Linked DNA regions of Mus musculus: regions 2 and 3 are each linked to region 1. Evidence: chromatin loops called from intact Hi-C (ENCODE). Cell type or tissue: heart. All regions are shown on one strand.

Evidence for each region. Hi-C counts contacts between places; a loop is a spot of excess contacts. Peaks named below come from ENCODE experiments on the same cell type or tissue, not always from the same donor. Only the 100,000 strongest peaks of a DNase experiment are listed, where the experiment ranks them.
Region 2: it touches region 1 in a loop (3-fold over the local background); 21 of 42 quality-filtered maps call a loop at or near these places.
Region 3: it touches region 1 in a loop (2.1-fold over the local background); 6 of 42 quality-filtered maps call a loop at or near these places.

The regions. Positions count from the first base shown.
Region 1 is chr10:84,510,027-84,518,026 of GRCm38, forward strand. Gm34405 (a long non-coding RNA gene) reads right to left here and starts at 7,636. Exons shown (of 4, transcript XR_380642.4): 1 at 6,290-7,636; 2 at 5,656-5,784. It overlaps E230014E18Rik (a long non-coding RNA gene), which reads left to right and starts at 7,677. Exons shown (of 2, transcript XR_003948929.1): 1 at 7,677-8,000. In heart, CTCF peaks have their summits at 4,244 (motif pointing left) and 5,621 (motif pointing right); DNase peaks (open chromatin) are centred at 4,345, 5,735 and 6,565.
Region 2 is chr10:84,618,048-84,626,047 of GRCm38, forward strand. It overlaps Polr3b (polymerase (RNA) III (DNA directed) polypeptide B), which reads left to right and starts at 4,251. Exons shown (of 28, transcript NM_027423.2): 1 at 4,251-4,491. The coding sequence starts at 4,420. Gm17249 (a long non-coding RNA gene) reads right to left here and starts at 4,598. Exons shown (of 2, transcript XR_380645.4): 1 at 4,150-4,598; 2 at 2,476-3,411. In heart, a CTCF peak has its summit at 3,837; DNase peaks (open chromatin) are centred at 4,294 and 4,414; H3K4me3 peaks cover 1,984 bases; H3K27ac peaks cover 1,518 bases.
Region 3 is chr10:84,572,523-84,580,522 of GRCm38, forward strand. It overlaps Tcp11l2 (t-complex 11 (mouse) like 2), which reads left to right and starts at 4,425. Exons shown (of 10, transcript NM_146008.2): 1 at 4,425-4,490. It overlaps Gm34515 (a long non-coding RNA gene), which reads left to right. Exons shown (of 3, transcript XR_380644.2): 1 at 1-53; 2 at 2,087-2,125; 3 at 2,325-2,546. In heart, a CTCF peak has its summit at 4,094; DNase peaks (open chromatin) are centred at 4,009, 4,379, 4,899 and 6,449; H3K4me3 peaks cover 2,698 bases; H3K27ac peaks cover 1,513 bases.

The DNA.
Region 1 (8,000 bases):
CCCATAGGGCCTCATAGAGACTGAACCACCAACCGGAGCATGCCGGGAACTGATCTAGGCCCTCTGCACGTTTGTATATGTAACAGTTGTGTAGCTTGGTCCTCATGTGGGACTCCTAACAAGAAACAGGGGCTGTCTCTGACTCTTTTCCCTGCCTTTGGAACTCTTTCCTCCTACTGGGCTGCCTCTTCTAGCCTCAGTAGATGTACCTAGTCTTGCTGCAACTTGACTGAGGCCTCCCCTTTTCTGAAGAGATGGGGAAGAGGAGTGGAGGAGTTGGGGAGGACTAGGAGGAGAGGAGGGGGGGAAAACTATAATCAGGATATAATGTAAATAAATAAATAAATTTTAAAAATAAAAAAATTAAACCCACTCCTACACTTATTATAGTGAATAAATGAGTTGAGATTAAAACAGCTGTGACAACCTACTTTTGAAACTTTCTTATTCTATCCTTACAACTGAGCTGTTTCAAACAGGTGATAAATTCCAGTCTTTATCCTACCTTGGTAGGAACAGGAGACAACACAACTCTAATGTACTTTCTCCCGGAATTGTTTTCTTGGTACACGTGAGTCTCTGTAATAGAGTCAAGAGTGTTTGTATTCAATAAGTCATCACCATTGTAATGTTTTCAAGCTCTGCCCAGACTTAATCTCCCCAATATGCAATAAGGTAGGCTCTGCTTAGAATGGCCATCATTTTACAAGTGAGGAGCCAAGACAATAACTTGTCTCAAATCACACACCCCACTCACATGCCCCCAAAGCTTGTGTTCCTAAACACTCAGTTGTCTCGTCTCCAATAGCTTCAGGTCTAAGTCCAGCAGTGGGGAAATGAGAATCATGGCAGGAGAGTCCTAAACAAGTCTTCCTTGTCCCAAGTTCACACATTTGGCCCTGGATTTGTGGTGTTCTGAATCATTGAACTCAATGAGGATGCATGTGTTTGGAGCTACCCACCAAGCCTGCCTGCCTCTCAATGACAAGTGAAACCTTTACTGTCCTTGATCCTGTCTCTTAAATGACTCTAAGATAGGAGAGAAGAATAGGGTCATTGTAATGGGAGCTATCTTGGGGGAGGGGGACAAAACACAGGTGGTATAAAAACAAGGAGAGCCCATGCATGTAGTATATAGACATGCTTGCAGGCAAAACACCCACACATTGAGAAAACAGGGAAAGAATCCAGGGGCAGGGAGGTGGAGTTTGAGCATAGTGTGGTCATAGGGGAGACAAGGAAGAGAGAAGGTTAACCCAAGTGAAGGGTATGTAAAACAAACAAACAAACAAACAAACAAACAAACAATGTGGTAACGTGCTACTTTGTAGGCAATGAAAGATATAGGTTAAAAATGTGTGAGAGAGGTCTGGAGAGATGGCTCAGAGGTTAAGAGCACTGACTATTCTTCCAGAGGTCCTGAGTTCAATTTCCAACAAACACATAGTGGCTCACAACCATCTGTAAAGGGTTCTGATGCCCTCTTCTGATGTGTCTGAAGACAACTATGGTGTACTCATATGCATAAAATAAATAAACAAATCTTTTTTAAAATCTGTGTGCATGAGAGACAGAGGGGGGAGAAGAAGAAGAGGAAGAAGAAGGAGGAGGAAGAGGAGGAGGAGGAGGAGGAGAAGAAGAAATGGACAGGTCAAGGAGAAGAGAGAGATATCCTACAGGTAGGGTTGGACAATACTGTCTTTAAATTTCATGGGTATTGAACAAAAACTCCCAATGTCAAATGTACCTCCTGTGAGCTGTTAGTTCAGAGAAGACCCAAAGACTCACAAAATAATACAAATTTTTGCCATTCCTCTTGTTTGCCCAAGCCCTGTTGCTGAAGACACCACACATTTTAGTTGCAATATACAGAAAATTTAAGCTGGAACTGAATGGACGTTTCTTCCTTGCTGGCTAGCTTTCCCAGTGCTAAAGGGTGCTACACAGGCTGCTGGGGGAAACAAGGCAACCCAGGGTCTGACTCAGCTATTAACCCTACACACTACAATAGCAACCCCCAAGATGTGCCCACAGTACAATAATGGCATGGCTGTTGTGAGGGTAACCAACTGTTCTCTGTTTGGATTCGGTGGCCTGCTCTGTAGGAGAAAGTTCACTTATGGTAATGTAATATGAGCCCAGTTAAAAGGGTCTTAGGCTCTAGGAGAGAATTCTACTGCTGTTGTTTAGCTAAATTAATAACACCAAGCTGCCACCGAAATATTCTTTTTATACTCATTGACAAGTGCTTTTCTTTATAATGAATGGCAATGAATTAGGAGATCCAAAGAATAATGTGATAGGCGAGCATAGTGGTGCACGCCTTTAATCCCAGCACTCAGGAAGCAGAGGCAGGAGGATGTCTGGGAGTTCAAGGCCACCCTGTCTACATAGTGAGTTCCAGGACAGTCAGGGCTCTATAGAGAGATAATAATAATAATAATAATAATAATAATGATGATGATGATGATGATGATGATGATGATGTGACAGTTAAATGCTCAGCCTTGAGTGGGGCATCTGTATCATTCCCTCTGGGGTTAAGGGAGCACTAAGGAAGAGAGGGAGAGAAGAATATAAGGGTCAGAAAGTAGGCAGTAGGGCTGTGTGGTGGCTGTCTTCTGGGTATGACTCCGCCATTCAAGCAATCATCATCTCTTCCTGGCTTCAGCTAGCTTCCGGCAATAGTCTGCAGAAGACTGAGCCTGCTCGTAGTCAGTCATGGAGTAAGGAGGGGGACTCTTAGGCCTCTGCTCCTTTCTACTTAGTAGACTACTGACTACTGAAAGGTTCTGTGGGAAAGGGTAGTGTGGTGGTTTGAATAATAATGGCCCTCAGAGGATCATAGATTGGAAGACTTGGTCACCAGGGAATGGCACTATTAGAAAGTGTGGCCTTTTGGGGGTAGGTGTGACCTTGTTGGGGTAGGTGTGACTTTGGTGGGGTAGGTGTGACCTTGGTGGGGTGGGTGTGACTTTGTTGAGGTGGGTGTGGCTTTGTTGGGGTAAATATGCCTTGTGGGGTAGGTGTGGCCTTGGTGGAGGGAGTTTATCACTGGTGATAGGGTTTGAGGTTTCAAATGCTCAAGCCAAGTCCAGTCTCCTCTCTCTGTCTCTCTTTCTCTGTCTCACTCTCTCTCTTCCCTCCCTCCCTTTCTCCCTTCTTCTCTCCCTCCCTCCCTCCTTCCCTCCCTGCTGCCTGCTAATCCAGATGTAGAACTCTCAGCTACCTCTCCAGCACATCTGCCCACACCTGCTTCCTGCCATGGCCATAATGGACTAAACCTCTGAACCTGTGAGCCAGCCCAAAGTGAAATGTTTTTCTTTATAAGGGTTGACATGGTGTCTCTGCACAGCAAAAGAAACCCTAAGACAGGTAGTTACTGTCTTCAGTTGTATACCCACAGTAGGGTTCAATATAGCCACGGATCACCCTGGTTAAGCTCAGAAAGTCACAAAATAAAGCAAAAGAATGAGAAGGGAGGAAAAAGACTAGGAAGAGAAGAGAGGAAAGGGCAGCAGAAACGAGAACGGATTATATACATGTATGAAATTGTTCAAGAACAAGCTTAGTGAGGGTTTCCCAAGCAAAGATGAGAGATGCTGGGGCCGTCGGGGCTAAGCCTAGACTGCCGACCTCACTTTCCGTCTCTGCCAAGGGACACCCCAAAGCCACCACAGGCTTAGCATCAATCCACTTTTGGAAGGAATGCCCGTCTCCAAAGAAAGCCACCCCTACTATTACAAACTGCAGAGATGGGGAACCACCAGCGTGTGGTGTTGGCATCTTTAACGGTGTCTTTGGGATTAAGCATTGGTCACCCCAAGAAAGGCCAGGTCACAATCTCATTCCGAACTCTCAACAACTTGGGGGGGGGGCCTTTGATAACCCTCCTAACTCAAACATGTGATTCTGGGGGAGGCCATTCAAGGGTTTTCCCCCCTGTTGGGCTCACTTAAAGAAAGTTGAGCCCCGCACAAATAAATTTCCCAGCTACACCTACTGCTTGGCCTTGTTTCTTATTTCCTTGGAATCCTTGACTGACTCTGCTTTGTTCTCTCCTGTAGGGATTACAGAATTCTCCACTAGAAGAGATCATGAGGAAAATTGGGGCCAAGCTTCATATCTGACAGGTAACAAAGATTTCCCAACAAAAAACAAAGATTTCCCAACAAAATGATCGAGAACCATCAAGGCCAGCTGCCTGGCCCCAACCTGTCCTCTGCACCACACTGCCCTCTCCTGGACACATATGGAAACAACCACTGGGAGGCATTTGATTTGTGGGAGTCTTGCCTAATGAAGGCTTCCTTGGGGACTAGTCATAAGTGTTGTCTCCAAGCTGTCTCTCTGCAGACTTCCCTCCCTCCTGTACTCCTTCTTGCTTACTGGAACCCCAGTTTCCCTCTCTGAAGTATGAGAAGAAGATAAACGACGCCGGAAGCTGGTAAGAAAGAACACAGAGGCCAGGTTGGGCTGAGGGAGGACCTGCCTGTGCCTGAACTCTTAGCTAGAAGACGCCCCCTCCACACCCCCCACCAACAACAGTGCAACAAGAAAACCCAAAGCTCTTTGATGTATGAAGCTCTGACATCACAGGCCTTAAAAGAGTCCCGCAAAGCTCAAAGCTTCCATTCTTCAGGGTAACAATTTCCATGTATTCATCTCAGAAACTGCAAGGATCAAAAACAAAAAACAAAAAAAACAAAAAAAAAAACAAAACAAAACAAAAAAAAACAAAACAAAACAAAAAAACCTCCCAGTGCCTTCAGGAGCCAGAGACCTAAATGGGTTAAGAGATCAGTGAGAGTGAGTGGGTGGGAGCCATGGACTCTAGAGGCGACAGTTTGCTACAAGCTTTGTTTCCCCAGCTCCCAGCATTCCCAGCACTGTGGCCAATTGTTACGTCCCAAGTGGAAAGATTTGAAAGTACTTCAAACCTTACACCAACGCCATGAAGTAAGTAGGTGTCGCCGGCTTCACATCCATTTGTTAAGTGGGGAGACCCAGGCATAGAATACAAGAAGTGTTTCCACGGGCAGACAGATTGGTAGGGGTGTGGCTGGAGTTTGAACACAGAACCCAATTTCCTAACTGCCAATATGGGGTACACAGGATGAGCTTGAAGGCTCGGATCCCGGGTGCATTTTAGGAAACAAATTTTTTATCAGAGACAACCCATTCCCCTGGCCAATCCCCTGAGCTGTACAACATGTGTCCCACCCAGGGTGTGACATTTAACACATGCACAATTTGAGAGGTTATCACCGAATACTAATATCCCAATTTGGCTTACCGGTCTAAAAGTCTCTCTGCCTGACCTTCCAGGCTAGATGGATTGGGGAAGAAGAAAGCTCCTTAGAGCCAATGTTCCAAAGATTCATATGAACAGACCTCTTCATCATTAGGTTCTCAAAGGGAACTAATTAGGGGTGTGTGTGTGTGTGTGTGTGTGTGTGTGTGTGTGTGTGTGTGTGTGCTGTAAAGGTGTTTATAGCACAGAAAAGTGCACGTGTAGGTCTCTTCAAATAGTAGCCTTGGGGCTGTATGTAATGATGCCCTAGCTCACACCAGAGTTTAAATCATACCATTCCTGTGATCCCAGGATCAGACACTAGATGGCACCACATTCTCCCCTGATGCTGAACCACATACCTCCTAACAGAAAAAATTCAGTAGCTTGAGCAGCCTTGGATTTTTTTCCTGATGGGTCTGTACCATCTCAAGGTGAAGAGACTTCGTCCACTTCATATCAATAAGTAAGGGGGTGCTGTGTGTCAGTCTCTGGTGGGAACAGAGGCTTGGTTCAGACAAAAGCCACTCACCTCCCCCCACCCCCAGGGATACGGCCAATCTCTACCCCTCCTCCTCACCTATACAGCCCTCCTCCATTCTCCCCAACCCTCCAGCCCTCCTCCCCAGCCCTCCTCCATTCTCCCCAACCCTCCAGCCCTCCTCCCCAGCCCTCCTCCATCCTCCCCAGCCCTCCTCCATTCTCCCCAGCCCTCCAGCCCTCCTCCATCCTCCCCAGCCCTCCTCCATTCTCCCCAGCCCTCCAGCCCTCCTCCATCCTCCCCAGCCCTCCTCCATTCTCCCCAGCCCTCCAGCCCTCCTCCCCAGTCCTACCCTCAGGAAGTTCCCCAAGAATCAGGACAGGCTACAGAGTCAAGGAGAGTTGAAGGTGAGAAAGACTGTGGAGCTCAGAAAAGGGGCAAGTTACCCAGAGCAGCACAGCCTGTCAGACCAGCACCCTCATCCAGTGTCCTCCATCCTGACCTTATAATTCTACCTCGGAACTCCTCTCCCCATGAGAGCCAATTAAGAAAATGAGAGGTTGGAACTTTCTAAATATCGGTGTTTCTAAGACTGACTCCATGCGAGCACATGGCCTAAGACAGGGGAAGCTGCACCCAGTGTGCAACCATCACTTTCCACAGAACATGACCAAGTACCCCAGCACAGGTGGCTCTGCCCTCACCACAGGCCCATTGCCCAATCGGCCTTGCTCAGGGTGTCAGGAACCAACACGCTCGCCTGGCACAGCCTAGAGGAAGTGCCACACCTTTTGCAGCAGCTCTGATCCTTCACTTGCTGCCCGGCGCTTCCAATCGTTACTTAGGCTGGCACGGGGCCAAGACAAGTAACCAGGGAGGAGGAACAAGGCCCTGTCTTGTCTCCTGAACCAGTTGGTCTGAGCAGTTTGGGTGAACAACTTCCTCTCTCTGAGGCTGTCTCCCCATCTGGGGAAAAAAAAAAGACGAAGGTTTAATTTGAGCCCCTTTAATCTTTACTATGCAAGGCCTGTTTGTTGCATGGTCTGTCCCTATCAGAATTATTCACGTTGATTGATCGTGATTACAGGCCCACAGGGACTGGTGGTGAGTCGGTTATCATGGGCTTTCTGATTTACACTATCGTATGTCTGATGCGTGAGTTTTCTCCCTGTGTTTCTTCTCCTTACAAAAAGTGACCATAGGGCCAACTGTCTTGATATGCTCCTTTGATCCCAGGACCAGTCTGAGGCAGGAGAATACTGTTAGTTCAAGACCAGCCTGAGGCTGCATAGTAAGATCCTGCAACACCACACACACACACACACACACACACACACACACAATCACACACACACACAATCACACACCCTTTAACTGGGAAATTTCCCTCACATACAAAAAGGGTCATGGAGTTAATTAAGGGCTGGAGAGATGGCTCGGCTGCTCGGCTGTTAGGAACACTTGCTGCTCTTGCAGAGGACCCAGGTTCCATTGCCAGCACCTATGTTGGACAGGTCACAACTATCCACAGCTCCAATTCCAGGGAATCTGACACCTTATTCGGACCTCTGAAGGCCTGGACATGTGTCAGATGCACACAGACACACACACACACGTAGAGCTCCAAGTAAGCTCAGCCTGCTTTCTTATAGAGCTCTAAGTAAATACAAGTGTTCTTTGCTTAGCACAGCACAGTTAGACACTGATGTACTCACTAACTGAAAAATACATAGGTGAATAGAGTTTTGCTTTCAGTCTTCCATTTTTATAGCACATCATTGGGAGGGGGGGACTTGGTTCACCACTTACTATGACCAGGAAATGTTCTGAACAAAGTACTTAGCCTCCTTGGAGCCTTCACCTATCAAGAAACGGGGCAGGGTGGGGCAGGGTGGGTTGCTAAACATAGTGCCTCCCTGTGTGGCTGTCATAAAGCCTTTAGAAGAATGACTGTGCATACTCAGTACTCAGGAAGTGTTAGTTACTTGGTACGCCTCCTAGAACCAAGCATGGTAACTTCTCTGCAGATACAGAGATGAAAGACCCAAACACGGAGGGTGCCATCCAGCAAGAAAGCAGTCATGCAAGCCATTGTAGCACAGAGGGAAGAGGCTTTCCGACCAGCAGCCTGGAGGGTGGGGTCCTGGGTGGAGCATTCAAGTCGGCTTAGGGTTCAGGTTCAGAGATGGAGCAGTCTGATTAGGAAAGGAGGAAGATGCTGGAGAT
Region 2 (8,000 bases), 110 kb after region 1:
CAGAGAAAGGACTGTGGGTGGAGCTAAGTCGAGATTCTTTCAATTCTTCATGTTGCCCAACACCCAGAGTCCTCTCAGTAGATGTCTGGCCATGCACATCCCCACTCACTTGTGGAAAGATGGACTTTAAGGAACTCCCTTTGCCTTTCCAGACAGAAGGGCCCTCCTTTCCCCAGCAGGACTTCTGACCTCCTGGTTCTTTGTGAATGTATCTGAAAGACTCCGAGAGGAGCCCCTCATTCAGGCCTCAGGACAATAGCAGACACCCAAGAACTCACGATAGACCAAGCTTGATGTAAACCACATGAGGCTTTATTCGGGGAAGGCCAGAGCTCTGGGGACGACTCATATCCCACGCAGGGGTAGAGGAGTTGACCTCGAGGGAAAAGAGGTCCCAGTTTTTATAGGCCCTCAGGGGGGAAAGGAAAAGGGGGAGATTAGGGGATTTCCAGATCTAAACAATGTCTATTCTCAAGAAATGGGTACAAGGAAAGAGTCTGGTGCAGGTGTAGCAACTCTGGATTGGCCGGGCTGTGGTTGCTGGGGAGATTTTCTGACTCTTTCTCAGCAACCAATATTACAAACACCCGGCAATGGGCTTCATCAGTGGGCACACACATGGGTTCAAGGAATGGTCAAAGCATTGGCAGACACACAGGTTCAAGGAGTGGCCAGAGCATTGTGCACCTCTATTTTTCTAAATCAGTGAAGCTAGTTCTGCTAACAGTGACATCTATCTTGCCAATTTCAGGGCTTCTGTGACCTTTTACATTCTGTCAGGATCTTTCATATCCACGGACAGAAACAGCACTGGAGATATTTTCTTACACCTGGAATGTAGTGATGGGATATATTCTATCATATTCTGATAAAGCCTCAGAAACATATCTAAGTTCTTTAACATGAGACAAAGGCTGTAAAATGCACAGCTCTGCTGGGTCTCCAGTGCCACCAAACAAACTTGTCCTTGGCAAGCCCTGCATGAGCACCACATACAGTTGCCAGCATAGAAAAATAAACTCTCATAGCTCTGCGTGTTAAAATGTCTTTGCCTCCCCATGCTTTTGGTGTGGTGTCAGTATTCAGTGGTTTAAAAGTATTAGGTCTCAAAGGAACCTGAGTTTGAGACCTAACATGTCCTGGGCTAAGATAATTAGGGATTTAAATCCCAACTCCATTTGAAAAATTGCTTTTCCTTTTTCTCTTCCTTCCTCCCTCTCCCTCCCCCCCTCCCTTCTTTCCTTCCTTCCTTCCTCCCTTCCTACTTTCTTTTTTTTTTTTTTTGAGACAGGGTTTTTTTGTGTAGCCCTGGCTGTCTTCAAACTTACTCTGTAGGTCAGGCTAGCCTTGAACTTAGAAACTCACCTGCCTTTCTGCCTCCTAAGTGCTGAGATTAAAGGTGTGAGCCAAATTTCTTAACCACTGCCTTAGCTTGTCAAATGAAGATCTCTACTTACCACCAAGGGTGGATAATTAGAGAATCCACCTAAAGATAGCAATCAAATACCTGTTAAGGAGTAATGTTCAAATTAATGTACACTTTTCCCAGTTTCCCAGAGTCCTAAACACCTCTCCCATTACAGATTACAGTGTCCCTCAGTCAGCCATTCTTGCCCCCATGGCATTGGATAACTTTTCACTTGGCTAACACATACCCATTCGCCTTGTATAAAGGATGGCTCAGGATGCACAGCACTTGTCCTCCGGGAGCTCCCACACCTTATGCTTTAGGCTTTTGTATTAATACCTCAGTAAAAGGATATGGTAGCATAATACTGAGGAAGCACAAAACTACCCCTGGCTTTTTCCCCACCTTGCTTCCAAAGTCTAGCCTCCTAGAGATAAAAAAGAAGTCATGGGTTTGATCTGGGATACAGGTGTAATGCAAGAAATCTTACAAGGAATTGTGGTCTAATAGCCAACATCATCACTGTCAACTAAGTGTAGCCATGAAGATTAGGGACTGCATCCTCCAAAGTGTCCTTCATTTCAAAAGAAACTTTAAAAACTCGGTGAAAAACAGAAATACAATGTTAAACTTATTATTACCTACTGCAATTCTATTTTCAAATTATGAATTCAACACAAACTTATTAAGGAACAAACAATGCACTAGAACCTGGAATGCAAGGCCATTTTCATTCCAGCATTCACAGACTGAAGAACTAGACAAGTACAGAGGTTATGGTATTAGGTCACAGCAGCAGAGATCTTGCTAGAAATGCAGATTTCCAGCTCCAGCCTGCCAATCAGAAAGCTGAGATTTTTTAGTTCTCCAGGTGTCTGTGATCTGGTTTACAGTAGAACCATCTTCATAGTGGGAATCCAAGATGACTTTGTAGAAGACAGCTGACACACCTGAGCCAAACTTGATGTCCTCAAGTCTTCAGCTCCCTTTCCCAACCCCTTCCAGACTACACTAAGTAGGGTGCTCTCTGGTATAATAACTCACAGGGACCATTCAAATGTAGTTTCTCTGAGTAAATCTTAAGGATTTAAGGGGGGGGGGGGCTGATCATTCTTAGTTTTAAATGATTTGTCTTACATGTGAGTATGGGGATCAGAGGACAGCTCTTTAGAGTTGCTTCTCTCCTTCTACAATGTGGGTCTTGGGGGCTGAACGCGGCTTTTCAAGCTTTGTGGCAGGTGACTTAACATACTGAGCCATCTTGGTGGCCTGTAATTTTTTTCTTTCTTTCTTCACTTAGTTTCAGAAGTCTATCAGCACAACGTTTAGATACAAGCACTGAAATTTAACTAGCTAACTCTGTACGCAGATTACCTTGGACCAGGTTTAAAAAAAAAAAAGAACACATATTATTAGATGGTGCTAATTATACAGGTGAACTATTAAATAGTTCAACTATTAAATGGCCAGGAGCATTGTACACACTCATGTGACACCATCCATCTCCACAATTTTTGTATGTTCCCAAACTGAAACTCATTTAAAAACTGTTGGCATCTTTTACCTCTTCTTCCCATGGGATTTTTCTTACCATTGGACTTGCATGAACTCATTTCCAATTTCAGTGACAAATCCTTTTGTCTTCTACCAACTGTGTGTTTACTATTCATAGAGATTTTTTATAGGTGTATCTAATTTTTTAAAAATTAATGGAATACAACTTTTAGCAATTCTTATGCTTTCTCCGTTGCCATCCTTGAAATCTTTCACCAATCAATGTTATTAATACATTACCTTTTCTTTGGAGACAGGGTTTCATGTAGCCCAGGCTGGCCTCGACCTTGTTAGGTAGCCAAGGATGCCCTTGAATTTCTGGATGCCCTCCTACCTCTAGCTTCTAAATGCTGGGATTATAGGTGTCTGTGCTGCCGTGGGAGGATTATGTGCAATCCTTCGTTTATTCGGTGTAGTGGTAACAAACTCCGTCCCTCTGACGTTTCCTTCTAGTGTTTTGTTAAGGTATATTTCATCGACATAGGATTTAAACATATTTTCCCCCAAACCGTTAATTAACTATTCTAATATAATTTATTGGGTTTTCCCTAAGAGGATCTTGGACCTCATTCTTCAAACTCCCTGAGACAGTGAGGTTGTGATCCTACCACCTCTACATACCAAATGCTGGGATTAAAGTCGTGGGCCCCTACACCCTGTCATAGCAGGAATCAACCCCAGGTGCTCTGGAAGAGCAACCAGTAGTCCTCAATCCCTGAGCCGCCCCTGGGTCCTAAGTCACTGATCAGGTCGCTCCCGTTTAAACCCTTCAATGGTGCTTTACTATTCCCAGGGAGAAAGTCTAACACCTTCTAAGAGTTAACACATTTCAGAATCAGGAAGGCATCTTTTACTGCCCCCTGGCTGTCCTGGAACTCACTTTGTAGGCCAGGCTGGCCTCGAACTCAGAAATCCGCCTGCCTCTGCCTCCCGAGTGCTGGGATTAAAGGCGTGCGCCACCACGCCCGGCTGATGCCTGTTCATTACACGCAGGTACCACCAATTATTTAAGCAAGGACTTTTGCTCTTCTGTACTACACAACATACAAGCAGTTTAGACTGAGTTAATTGAAATCTCTGCTTTAGAAGTTCATGTTGTGACTAATGTGTATTATCGAGTCATTTTTCAGATTAGTTATACAGTTAGAACTACTATACTTTGCCGTATTCAATCATTCTGGGGATACTGGAAATGAGCCTGTCAAGAGGCTAGGATTAGCCCGGCGAGACCTCGGAAGTACACCAGTGGGTGTAGTTTTCCACATCCGGCTCGGTCACTTCCGGGTTCCTCCGCAGGTTAGGCCCTGACCAGGCGGAACCTTTTGAAACGCCTCCCCGTAAACAAGCGCCACGGGGACACCGGAGGAGAACGCACACCACTCTCCGCGTGCTACTTGCTTGGAGCCGCACGGGCGGATGTGAACATTCTGCCGACTTCTTCCTCTACCGTGAATGGAATGGATGTTCTAGCCGAGGAGTTCGGGAGCCTGACTCCGGAGCAGCTGACTGCGCCGATCCCGACTGTGGAGGTAAGTGCCGTGAGCGCAGGCAGCGGAAGAGGTTGGAGACGACTAAGGAGGCGTTGCCGGGAGAGTTTTCAGGATGACGAGGGCGGGTCCCTGGGCTTCTACGCATGCTCAGAACTTCTGCACATGCTCGGAGCTCCGGGTGTGTGAGCTTTTACCAGGTGTGGTTCTTGAGCGTTTGTAGCAGCAAGTACAGATCTCTCAGTAGCGTCCTACGTTTAGAAGCTTAGCGAATGGCTCTCGGGTAAAGCTTTTCTAATTTAAGTGTGCACTGGCAAGAATTGGTCCTTGTGTATTCTCTCAGGAACCAATATCTTCTTGCCGATCTCACCTGGAAGGACACAGAGATCCTGAGAACGTAGGCAATGTTCTTGAGGTCCCATAGCCGGCTTTGGTGCTAAAAGTAAATGGGAATCTCACCCTTGTCATCATTTTCCTTTTACTCCACAGTTTCTTTGGACTGCAGGTTTAGTTTAAGTACCTTGACTATCCCTTCGTCCCCCATTTTTGATCTTGTATTTTCTTAGGGGCCCCTATAGCTTTCATCAGATTCTTAAAAGTTAAAGGATAATTGCTTCACGGTGAACTGCCTAAGGAAGTGCAGTTATTGACATGATTTTGTTTCCTGAGAAGGTATATAAATTCTCACTGAACCTTGACATCTTTGGCACAGAATAGGGACATCTAGGACTGAAGATGGTCGAGGAAGAAATTCAGGCAGAGGAACAGGTTGTACATGACCCCAGACACACCATCAGTTGTTTCAGGGGAACAAATAAATCTAGTGGAGCTAGGGGAAGAGGGCAGTAAAAGATGCCTTCCTGATTCTGAAATGTGTTAACTCTTAGAAGGTGTTAGACTTTCTCCCTGGGAATAGTAAAGCACCATTGAAGGGTTTAATTGGGAGCGACCTGATCAGTGACTTAGGACCCAGGGGCGGCTCAGGGATTGAGGACTACTGGTTGCTCTTCCAGAGCACCCGTGGTTGATTCCTGCTATGACAGGGTGTAGGGGCCCACGACTTTAATCTCAGCATTTGGTATGTAGAGGTGGTAGGATCACAACCTCACTGTCTCAGGGACTTTGAAGAATGAGTTCCAAGATCCTCTTAGGGAAAATACACAGTATTTGTCTTTGTGTTTGGCTTATTTCTCAGTGTTCCCCTACTCCTAATCAACAGGACCTGCAGCCCATGCAGCAAAGGATAGTTAAGAATGTAGCCCAGTCCAAAACTGCAGACTTAACTCCAAGCTTTATGAGTGTTATTTTATTTTACTTTTAATATTTTTGGTATGGCTCTCCAGGGAGAGTTTTGTAGATCACAGCGTCGTGTTACAGTGTTGCTGTAAGGAACCTTCCTCACAATCGTCCTTAATTGCAGCATGAGCTGGAACTCTCGGTGTCTTCCAAATGGGCCACTACACTGCTTTCTGGTCCTTCTGTCTGTGTTTCCCAGCCCTAACTCAGCTTTTGAGCCACGGTGCACTGGCTCACTGGAACCTGCTGTCACCTCATTCACTACCTTAAGCCTCTTCAATGTACCTACCTTTCTTTCCTCACCATGTCTAACTCATAGCAGGCATAGACATCCTCAGTGTTCTCCACCCTGCCAGCTCCTTCAACCCTGTGCGCTTGCACACAGTGGCTCCCTTTATTTGGAATGCCTCCCTCATACAACCACCATGCTCAGTCATGGCAGTATACCTAGCATCTATAATAATCCACCTCACTGCATACTGTTATAGCACCTACCAAGTGTCATTCCATTTGCTTACATGTCGCCCCTATTAAGCTAACGACTTCTGAAGTCAGGAGGCAAGTCTGTTTACTTGTTTAAGTTGCTGAAACACTACCCCATAAGTACTCAGTATAGTCGATTAGTATTTGCTCACCTCATCGATGAATAATAACCAGCCCCAAAGCCTGAGTAACTTTTCCTACCACAGTATAATATGAAGGAAAAATATAATAGAAATGATTAGTTCAAATAAACCAGAGCTCCTGTCTAGAAAGTTGTAGAGAAAATACAAGTTGTGGAGCTGAATAGAAAATAGGCTGAGCTAAAAGGAAATAGCATTTGTTCATTTAACTCAGCACGCGAAACTATTGCTCTAGTAAGTACTGTTCATTACTGTTTATTATCCCACTTACATAGATGGGAATAATCAATATGAGTAAGTGCAATGTCAATTTCTGAGTCTCCCGTGCCATTCTTTGCCTTCTTTGGCAAAGGCAGTAAGTAACATGATTCATTATGTTCATTCATTCAGAAAAAAGAAAATGCCAAAGCCTGAGCACCCTGCTACAGAGAATAAGACCAGGGAAAGGGGCCAGCGGTGTTAGAAACACGCAAGGGTCTATGGCAGACACTGTGGTAGCTTCCTAAGGAAGACATGATTGAAACACAAAATGTAATCTACAAATTAAAGTTGAAAGTTTAATGAGAAAAAAAACTATCAAAGACAGAATAAGTATACAAGGGGAAAAACAAAACAAAACAAAAACCCAACCCAACAGAGCAAGTACACTAAGCAATGGTGGGAAAGAGGTGGGAAGTAAGCATTGGCCAGACTTGGTAAAAACAACAACAACAACAACAAAAACCATGTTGATGACTTTAGATTTTCTCCTATGTCTCAGTCAGTGTTCTGTCTGAGACACCCTGATCAAGGCAACTCTTAAAATAGAAAGCTTTTAATTAGGGCTGGCTTACAATTTCAGAGGTTAGTCCATTGTCTTTGTATCAGGAATGGTATGCATGGGGCTGAAAAAGTAGTTGAAAGCTTTGTATCCTGATCTGTATGCAGGCAGAGGGAGGGAGAGACAGAGACAGACTGGGCCTGGCATGGGCTTTTGCAACGTCAAAACCCATCCACAGTGACACATTTCCTCCAACAAGGCCACACTTCCAAACCCTTCCAATCCTTTCAGAGAGTTCTACTCCCCGGTAACTAAGCATTCAAATTCATGAGCTTCTGGGTCCACTCTTACTCAAACCAGCACACCCTAAGTGCAATGGGCAATATATTCCTAAACTTAAGCTATTTCCTGGAATGGTGATAATGTTTAGAATTCCACTACCAACTCTTAGGCTTTTTCTCTATTGCCATCCTTGCAGTCCTTCACCAACCTTGTGTCATTTGTGCATTTTCTCACCTCACGGAGACAGTGCTTTATGTAGCCCAGGCTAGATTGGAATTGCTATAGCTGAGGCTGATTCTGAAGTGATTGTGCTTCTGCCTCTTAATTGCTAGGGTTATAGGCCTGGGCCACCACAGCTGGCTAAAACGTTGAACAGTTGTGAGAACAAACCAATAGAGAAGGTTTCTGAGTACACAGCCAAGAGTTGGGGGGATTAAGCAAGGGAAGGTCTGACTTTCTACAGGAGAATAAAAAGTCTGTGTCTGTGGCCGGCAGTGAGTTCTCCACAAAGACTGTATACTCACCCCTCTTGTCTGTGAGATAAGAGGAATTTCACTGTGCACGGAGGGGAAATTTTGAAATATGGGAGC
Region 3 (8,000 bases), 62 kb after region 1:
CTTGGCTTTGCTTCTCATTCTTTTGAATCCCATAGGAGAGCAGCATTGTCCAGGTAAGCAGAAAGACGGTAGAGGAGATGGAGAAAGCTCTAAGGCTGTTGGTGTTTTTAGTATTTGTCTGGGTTAGGGTCGGGCTGTGTCTAAATGTGAGGGGAGATACATTTGATATGAAAAATGACTTTATGCACATTCGGTTCAGCGGAATCCAGAGAAAAATGGCTTTGATGAAAGCTGATTGAGCTACTCAGTTCATAGTTACGACATAGTTATAGCTAATCTTCAAAGACAAAAGGAAAATACCAATATTTTGAGAAATATACCAATAAGGTGAGGGTAATTATTTTTTAATATACTTTTTAAGAGCAGTTTTAGGTTCATAACAAATGTGAACAGAAGGCGTGTGGTTGTGGTTTGAGCACTCAGTGCCTTATTCTCTATTGTCTGTATTAGTCAGGTTGTCCCCTCCCCCTGCCTGCAATGGCTTGTCCCCTCAGTTACTGATTTGTTCCTAATCCCTTCTCTAGTGCCTTAAGATGGATAAGAAAAAAACAAATCTGATTCCATTTCTCTTTTCTTCATCTTTCAATGGAATCATATCTTATATGTCTATAAAAGGGAGTATATAAGGCCAAGAATATATTTTTGTATAGCCAAAATTTCTTAGAAATTGCTTAAATGAGCTATTATAATACCTGAGATGCACATAGTTGCTGTGGTTTTATTTTCCCTCCAATATTGAAATGGATACAGATTTTTTTTTTCAACCGACCACTGGGTAAAAGAATAAGACTTGCATAAGGGAGCAGGTTCAAGGTCTTCCTGAACCACAGAACATGTTCAAGATCAGTCTGGAAACCCTAGCAAGGTCTTGTACCAAAATAAAATAAATAAGTAAATAAGAGTCTGGGAATACAGATGAGTGGCAGAGCGCATGCGTAGCATTTGGGTGAGACCCTAAGCTCAAACCACGGTACTAGAAAGCAAAACAAAACCTAGACTCAGATTCTTTGTGGGGAGACCAGGGCCAGCTACATAATTCATGGGGTTCAGCTCAAAATGAGAATGCAGGAACCCCTCATTCAGAAAGTATTAGGAAATGTCAAAACAGCAGCAATGGGACATTAAACCAAGCAGTTTGTGGTGGTGGTAATGATGATAATCGTGGTATTTAGTCTTCAAAAATTGAGCCTTTGAAAATTCATAGTAGCAGTCTCGAGGAATGGAGAAAAATGAGAAGCTTTGAAGTCAGATCAACCCAGGAAGAAGAGCTTCCTATCCCCAGCAGAGAAAGACAGAGGGCTGAATCACTGGCAATGTTTCCTCATTCTTTGGGGCTTATACCGCTCCCCAGTCCCACCCCCACAAGCTGCGAGTGTGACACAGCTGTACTGGGGTTCCCTTTAATAAACCCAAGATGCAACTCCATCAGCAAATTGGTTGAGAGAGAGTTGTAGGTCTACCTATTACAATGCTGGTTTGGGGATTTTCTGATTTTTTTTTTTCCTCCGAGGATTCATTCTAATTTAGAACTCAGATTTCAGAGGTTTGGACTTAGGGTGTGTTTATGGCTTCCAGCTCCTAGCAGCATTAAAACCAAACCAAACCAAACCAAAAAAAAAAAAAACCCCAAACACACAAAGTGGCCACCACCACCACCAAAAAGGGTGTGGGGACTACAACTTTTCAGAGGTATAAAAAGGGAAGTATGTGCATTCATGCAAAAATTTTGACCTTGTCTTTTTGCTGGCCTTTTGTTTGTTTTGCCAATAATATCAGATAAAATGTGTAATTTCTAAAACAAGTTGTACTTTGAGGGGAAACAAAGCTATTACCACCAGTCTTCCCAATGGTTCAAAGCAGGTAATTTACAAATATTAAGTACAAAACTGGATGCCATGCCACCTGCTTGTAAACACAGCACTCCAGAGGCCTGAGGAAGAAAGATCAGAAGTTTGTGGCCAGCCCAGGATACGTGGTGAGGCCCTGTCTCAAATAAACAAATACAAGCCCAAGATTAGATGCAATAATAAGATTTCTTCAAATAAAACTTTAATTATTTTACTTACTAAAGTGGTTTCCTTTTCAGATATTTGCCTCCAAGAAAGTCATAAACACTACCTAAGAGGTGAGGACTTTATGTTTTGATCTGTGTGGCAAGGATGTGATACAAAGCTTTTTTTGAGAGGGGGGTGAGAGAACTGCCTTCTATTTAACAGCACAACTCAGGCAGAGAGCAGAAATTCTACAGTGGGCTTTTGAATAAGAAGTTATTTAAATGAAAGCAATAGAAGAAGACTTGTTTCCTGTATCTTCTGTCTTCCTAGCTTGGCTCTCTACCCTATTCCATTCCACTTGGAGAATCTCACTCAACAAGCTGCAAATGGACTCATCTGCTCTGAGGGAAATGGCTCCTTTGTGTTTTCGAGAGTTACATAGTTAAACTTTTCAAAAGAAGTGTCAAAATGGGTTAGTCACCCAGGGTGACTGGACAACTGTGCTGATTTATGCTCACCTGCTCCTAGTTAATGACACAGCACAACACTTAGCAGGTTAGTAGGAAGCTTTGCAAAGCACACACTGTTTTCATGTGTCATTGTTACATGGCCACCAGGAATTTAGAAATATTTTTGGTTAATCTTTTTGCTGTGGAGGTTTGTAGAGCAGTTGGGTGGCGGCGGTTGTTTGGCAAGCCTTGAGACTGGGGGCTTCTGACATCTGTTTATTCCAGCAAGTGATATTATAAATAACAGTGGGTTTATGGGAAAGAGCCTGGGTGACAGCAGCACTTTCTCTTTAATCTCTTGATCTGTAGCAGGTTGTATATTTTACTGCCTTTTTAAGATTTCTTTTACCATTGAGGTGAATGTCCCTCTTTGTGGGAGAGTGTACATGCGCTATGGCTGTGTGTGCTTGTGTGTGGAGGAGTCCAGAAGACAGCACTGCATCCTTTAGAACTAGAGTGTTCTACAGTGTTTGAGAGCCGTCCAGTGTGGATGATGAGATCTGAAATTGCCTGTGGTCCTCATGATAGAGCAGCAAGGATTCTTAGCAGCCGTGGCTCCACTTTAGGTTGTGTAATTTCTAGAGTGACAGATACAAATGGATACAAATCTCTAGGTAGGTTTTCTTGTTCAGAATAACTTGCCAACTAGGTTCAGTAGCTAACAGTGAGCTTCTAAGAGTGCTTTAGTTCCATTCTTATCCCACTGAACAAGAAGATCTCTTGGGTAGGCAAATGTTAGGGACTTGGTTATAACCTCAGACCAGTCCATGCTGTACAATTGTATTTCTATCTTGCTTTAAACTATTGTCTGCTTTTGGTTTTCTTCTTTCTAGAATGATAGTAGACAATTTGCCTCCACAATCCGATATGATTTTAGTCCTAAACAGGAATATTTCAGCTTATATAAAGTTCATTTATTTTTTTTGTATGACGCTACCCACAAGTAATACCAACTTGTACCTGGCAAAATAGTGGTTCTGTTTCTTTATGCCCAGAAGCAAGCTCACGAGAAGTTATGCTTAGTAAGCCTGACCACACAAGAGCCCCTCCCAGCACTTATTTACATTAAGCCTGGTTGAAAACTCTCCCCAAGATAAGCGCCGCCAAAGAACCCTTAGAAGAAGTAAGACACTTTATCTTTGTGCACAGGCGAAGCCTTCGGAGAGCTTAGGTAGGTGTGGCTCCCAGAAACCAATCGTCCAATTCAAGGGGCAAATCAGGACCCGTGTTTACAAGAACATGTTGACACGTGTGGATGACGCGGTTGGACGCTGATGTGCGTGGGACAGCCTGTTTGGAATGTTGTTGACTCGCTTGGCCCGGTGTGTGTGGCCATTGTGAAGGTGGGCATGTAGTGTTTTTATATTACTGCCGCGAGCGGACACCAGAAGTCTGTCCGTTCGGTTGGAGTTAGTCCATTTCATCCTACCTGGTAAACTGAAAGAAACAGGATTGGGGGCGTCACCCGCTGCACTTAGGCCCCGCCCTTACACAGCCAGGCCCCGCCTCCGAACGCTTTAGGCCCTACAGCAGCCCAGGCGCTCCCGGCCGTAGGCTGCCCCAATTCCGTGTTCACTCCTCTCCCCGCCCCTGGCGGTCCGGACCGTACCACCACTGAATATAGGGAGCACACATTTCTCGTGTGCAAATGGCTTTCTGTCTGAGCCTTCTTCAGCCTTCACGATAGAAACGTGAGAAAGCTATGGTTTTTGTAGACAGACTCTTCAAGAATTTAGGGATCTTCGCCAGAACCCTGCCCTGGATTCTGGCGCCGCGGTGCTATAGTCCCCCTCCAGTTCCTTCCCGAATGGTCGCGCCCAGGGAGTACCTCTGGGCCCTTTAAATACCGCGTGGGGCTGCGGGGGGGCTCCAGAGTTGACAGACTGCTGAGTCTCCCCTTGTCTGCGACGCTGGTTGAGGGGGGATACGCAGAGCCCCGCGACCCCCGCCACCTAGCTTTCCTCGAGTCTCTACGCGGGATCCGGGGGTGCGTACCCATCCCAGGGGAGGGGCCGTGGGATCTGAGGGGACCGCGTCTCCTTATGGCAGCGGGAGGGCTCCTTGTGCCCTCCGAGTTCGGGACATTTGACCTCGGAGTCAAGGCTTGAAGTGGGGCACGGTGGCAGTGGTGGCCCAGGCTCTGCCGGGGCCGCTTGGTCGTGATGACATCCCTTTGGGTGCGTGCCAGCGACTGTGCTCAACGGCGCGAGACGCTCTGGGCTCCCCGTGCGGTCAGGTCCCCAATCCCTCGTCCCTGGAGGAGTGGGACTGAGCCGCGGTGGGGCCCGGCTGGGCCTCGGCCCTATGTTTGGGTCTTGTTGCTGGGTTTCTCGAGAGCTGGGTTCTGTCCCGGCAGTCCCCTCCCCCAAACGTTTGTTTTGACAGGAAACGTGGTGCTGCTAGAGGGAGGGGCGAGCAGAGAACGTGGGCGAGCGGGCAGGACTCCTGGGACTTCCGTTGGACTTGACTGTCCAGGAGGCCAGCTCAGGTCACATCTGGGTCAGACCCTTGCCTTCTCAGACCCTTGCTTTGCCTTGCTTTGGGTGGCGCCACAAAACATAGCAACGAGATTCGGTGGCACGTGGATGACACAGTTATGTGTTTACGTTAGTACAAGAGGAAAAACTTCCATTAAATGAGCGATTTCGCAATGTTTACTTCTAAAATGCGTTTATTAGACTGGGACTGTAGTTCTGTGGTAGAGCACTTTACAGGACTGTAGGTTCTGTCCTCCCCCAACCACAAGAAGCCCAAATCATGTGTTTAAACACAAGAATCCAGTCAACAAAGAAGGGTTTGTTAAACTACCGTTACAAGCAGAGTAGAAACACTTGAGTGGTTCCAGTGAGAATGGAACCTCCCTCTTTCATCGTTGTCTTGGTACCTTAACGGTAAAGAAACCAGGCAACTTGTCTTTGTCCTTAGTGGGCTGCTCAGCACAAGGTGGTGTTCAGCTCTCAGCTCTTAGTTAACCTACCTCCCAACTGATAATTTCAACCAGTTCTTACACTGGTTCCTGGGCTAGGAGTCCCCATCCCACCTCCACCTCCACCCCGCCCCGTCTACTCTGCCTTTTTCCTACCCCCATGGATTTCATACATTGCTCCACTTGAAGTGACCCAGGGCTGAAGGGCGCCTTACCCCCCGGGTGTGCAGCACAGGTGTTAAACTAGGCATCAGGGATGGGGGGGGGGCGGGGGCAACGCTTTCCAGGATAAAAAGTGCTTAGAAATCCTTCCCAATGCTGTAATGACACGTGGAGCACGGGCATCTGCCTTTTAGACAGTGGCTGGCTTGTTGGCTTTTGTCTAGCTCTCCGAGGCGGGCAAAGACTCGATGAGGACCAGTACTGTTCTCTCCGTGCTGTGTTTTTTGCCTTACTCTAGCCTGGTGCTAAAGCACGGTTTGATCGAGGATGGAAATTGTCTGGCATCTGCAAATTTTTTCCGTCAGAGCTCAGTCTTGCCTTTAACCCCCTATCCTATAAGTGCCTTATGCCTGACTTTGGTAAAGTCTTGGAAGGAGAGTACCCACTAAACGCTTCTTGCCACCTCTTTAATCCCCCCCCCCCCAATCCTAGCCTTAACTTGGTGGATTTCATTCCCCAGGGCCCTTGTTGGATAACCTGAACAATCTACTGCCAAATGTTTTTGACTTGCTAGCTGTAAGCAGTTAGTCCTTTGGGTAATACCTGAGTTTTAAGGAGGGATTTCGAAAAACATAGGGAATGGCCCTCTGATAGAGGACTTTGGTCACTACCGTGGGGTGATCGAATGCTGTTTTGTTGAATGATCTCTTTCAGCGATGTCCTTCACGGTATAGTGCTTGAACAGCTGTCCCAGGGTAAGGTCATCTTGCTTCCACACGTGAAAGTGTCCGTGTGATGATAGACAGAGCAATTTGGCAGAGAGGGATGGAAAGAATGATTAGCAGGACACTGGTTTCCTCCAGCCGTCCCGACGGTAACATGCATGGGCTTCAGGGGTCCAGCCTGCTGCCTGGCTTTTGAGGGGAGCCCCTGCACTGCTGTAAACCTGTGGGGCCATCTCTCTGATCCCTGGCTTCTTATTGTAAACAAGAATAGCACCTACCTGACATAGTTGTATTGCAGATTTGAGGAAATAAATTATCTGAAGCACTTACAGAGTGTGTTACTGAGACCATCTCCAAAGCTGTTGGTTCTAATTGCTACTTTTTTGTATCATTGAGTATCAGAAGAATATAGTGGTACAAGGTACAGTGCTCTTTAAGCTACTAGGGCTTGAGGCCTTGCTAGCCTTGGAATTGTGTTGAGATAGGCACTGGACACTGGAGAAGGGAATGCTTTCTTCCTATATGCATTTTAAACGTTACTAGAAAGAGAGATACAGACAGTTAAACTACTACAGTAAGTACCTGCTTAATGAGCAGTGTGATACAGGCAGAACAGCCCAAAAACTCTATTTTATGAGTAGATGTGGGGCCAAATTTGTTCACATAAGGATATTCACTGGGTTCCTGTATGTACTGGGCAGTGAACTGAACTCTGGGTGGCTAATTTACATGAGGGCAATGAGGGGGCTTCAGGCAAGAGTACCTTGAAATTGTGACATTACATTCCAAATGTAAAAGACAAGGTGGCTGACAATCCCCCAAAAGTCTGCTGTGTGCAGAGCCCGAAAGGTTTTTGTTAAGATAAGAGAAAAAGACGAACTTGTGGCTCCATGCTCTTCCATAACTGGCATTGATTGGTTCTTGAGTCTCATGACCTAAACCTTTCACTGGGCCTCATCTCTCAAACCTGTCAAACTGGAGGTGAAGTTTCTGGGTCCTCTGGAAGAACAGCAAGTGTTTCTAATTGATAAGCCATCTCTCTAGCCCTACAACATTACATCTAAGATAGGATTTGAGCTTCCAAGGTCTTGGTATAAAACTGCACACTGTGGCCCAGGTAATGCTTTCACAGACTGGATGCTTAGACTGACAGCTCTCTTCTGGAGAAATTTAATCCCGTGAGCTCTAACCCTGACTCCATAGTTCCACTGGGCATTGGCTCTTCGTAGTGGCTGTATGCCTTCTACGATTTTCTGTCTGAAGTCCCAAGCCAAGTCAGTGCATCCTTTGAAGTCACGGTAAAGGTCACCATGGTCTCACAGATCTTGCATTCTGTGGGATTCTGCAGAATTAACATCATCTGGACATGACCAACACTTAGAATTTGTATTTGTTGTTTGAAAAGACTCTTCCTGGGAAGACACAACACCCCAGAATAGGAAGCCCCTGACAGACCAAACTGTGGACACCATCAAAGTCCAGCTTGGTAAACCTCGAATGGTTTTGATGGTACTTAAAAGCATATGGGTGAGGGGTTACATACAGGAACAGAGATGACTCAAAGACAGCTACATCACCAAACCCCACCCTGGCATGGGTGACAGCTCACAAAGCTGGAGCACGCTGCACAACCTGCAAGCAGCTTTGAACCCAGACTGTCCCATTCCAGAAGAGCAGACCTCTA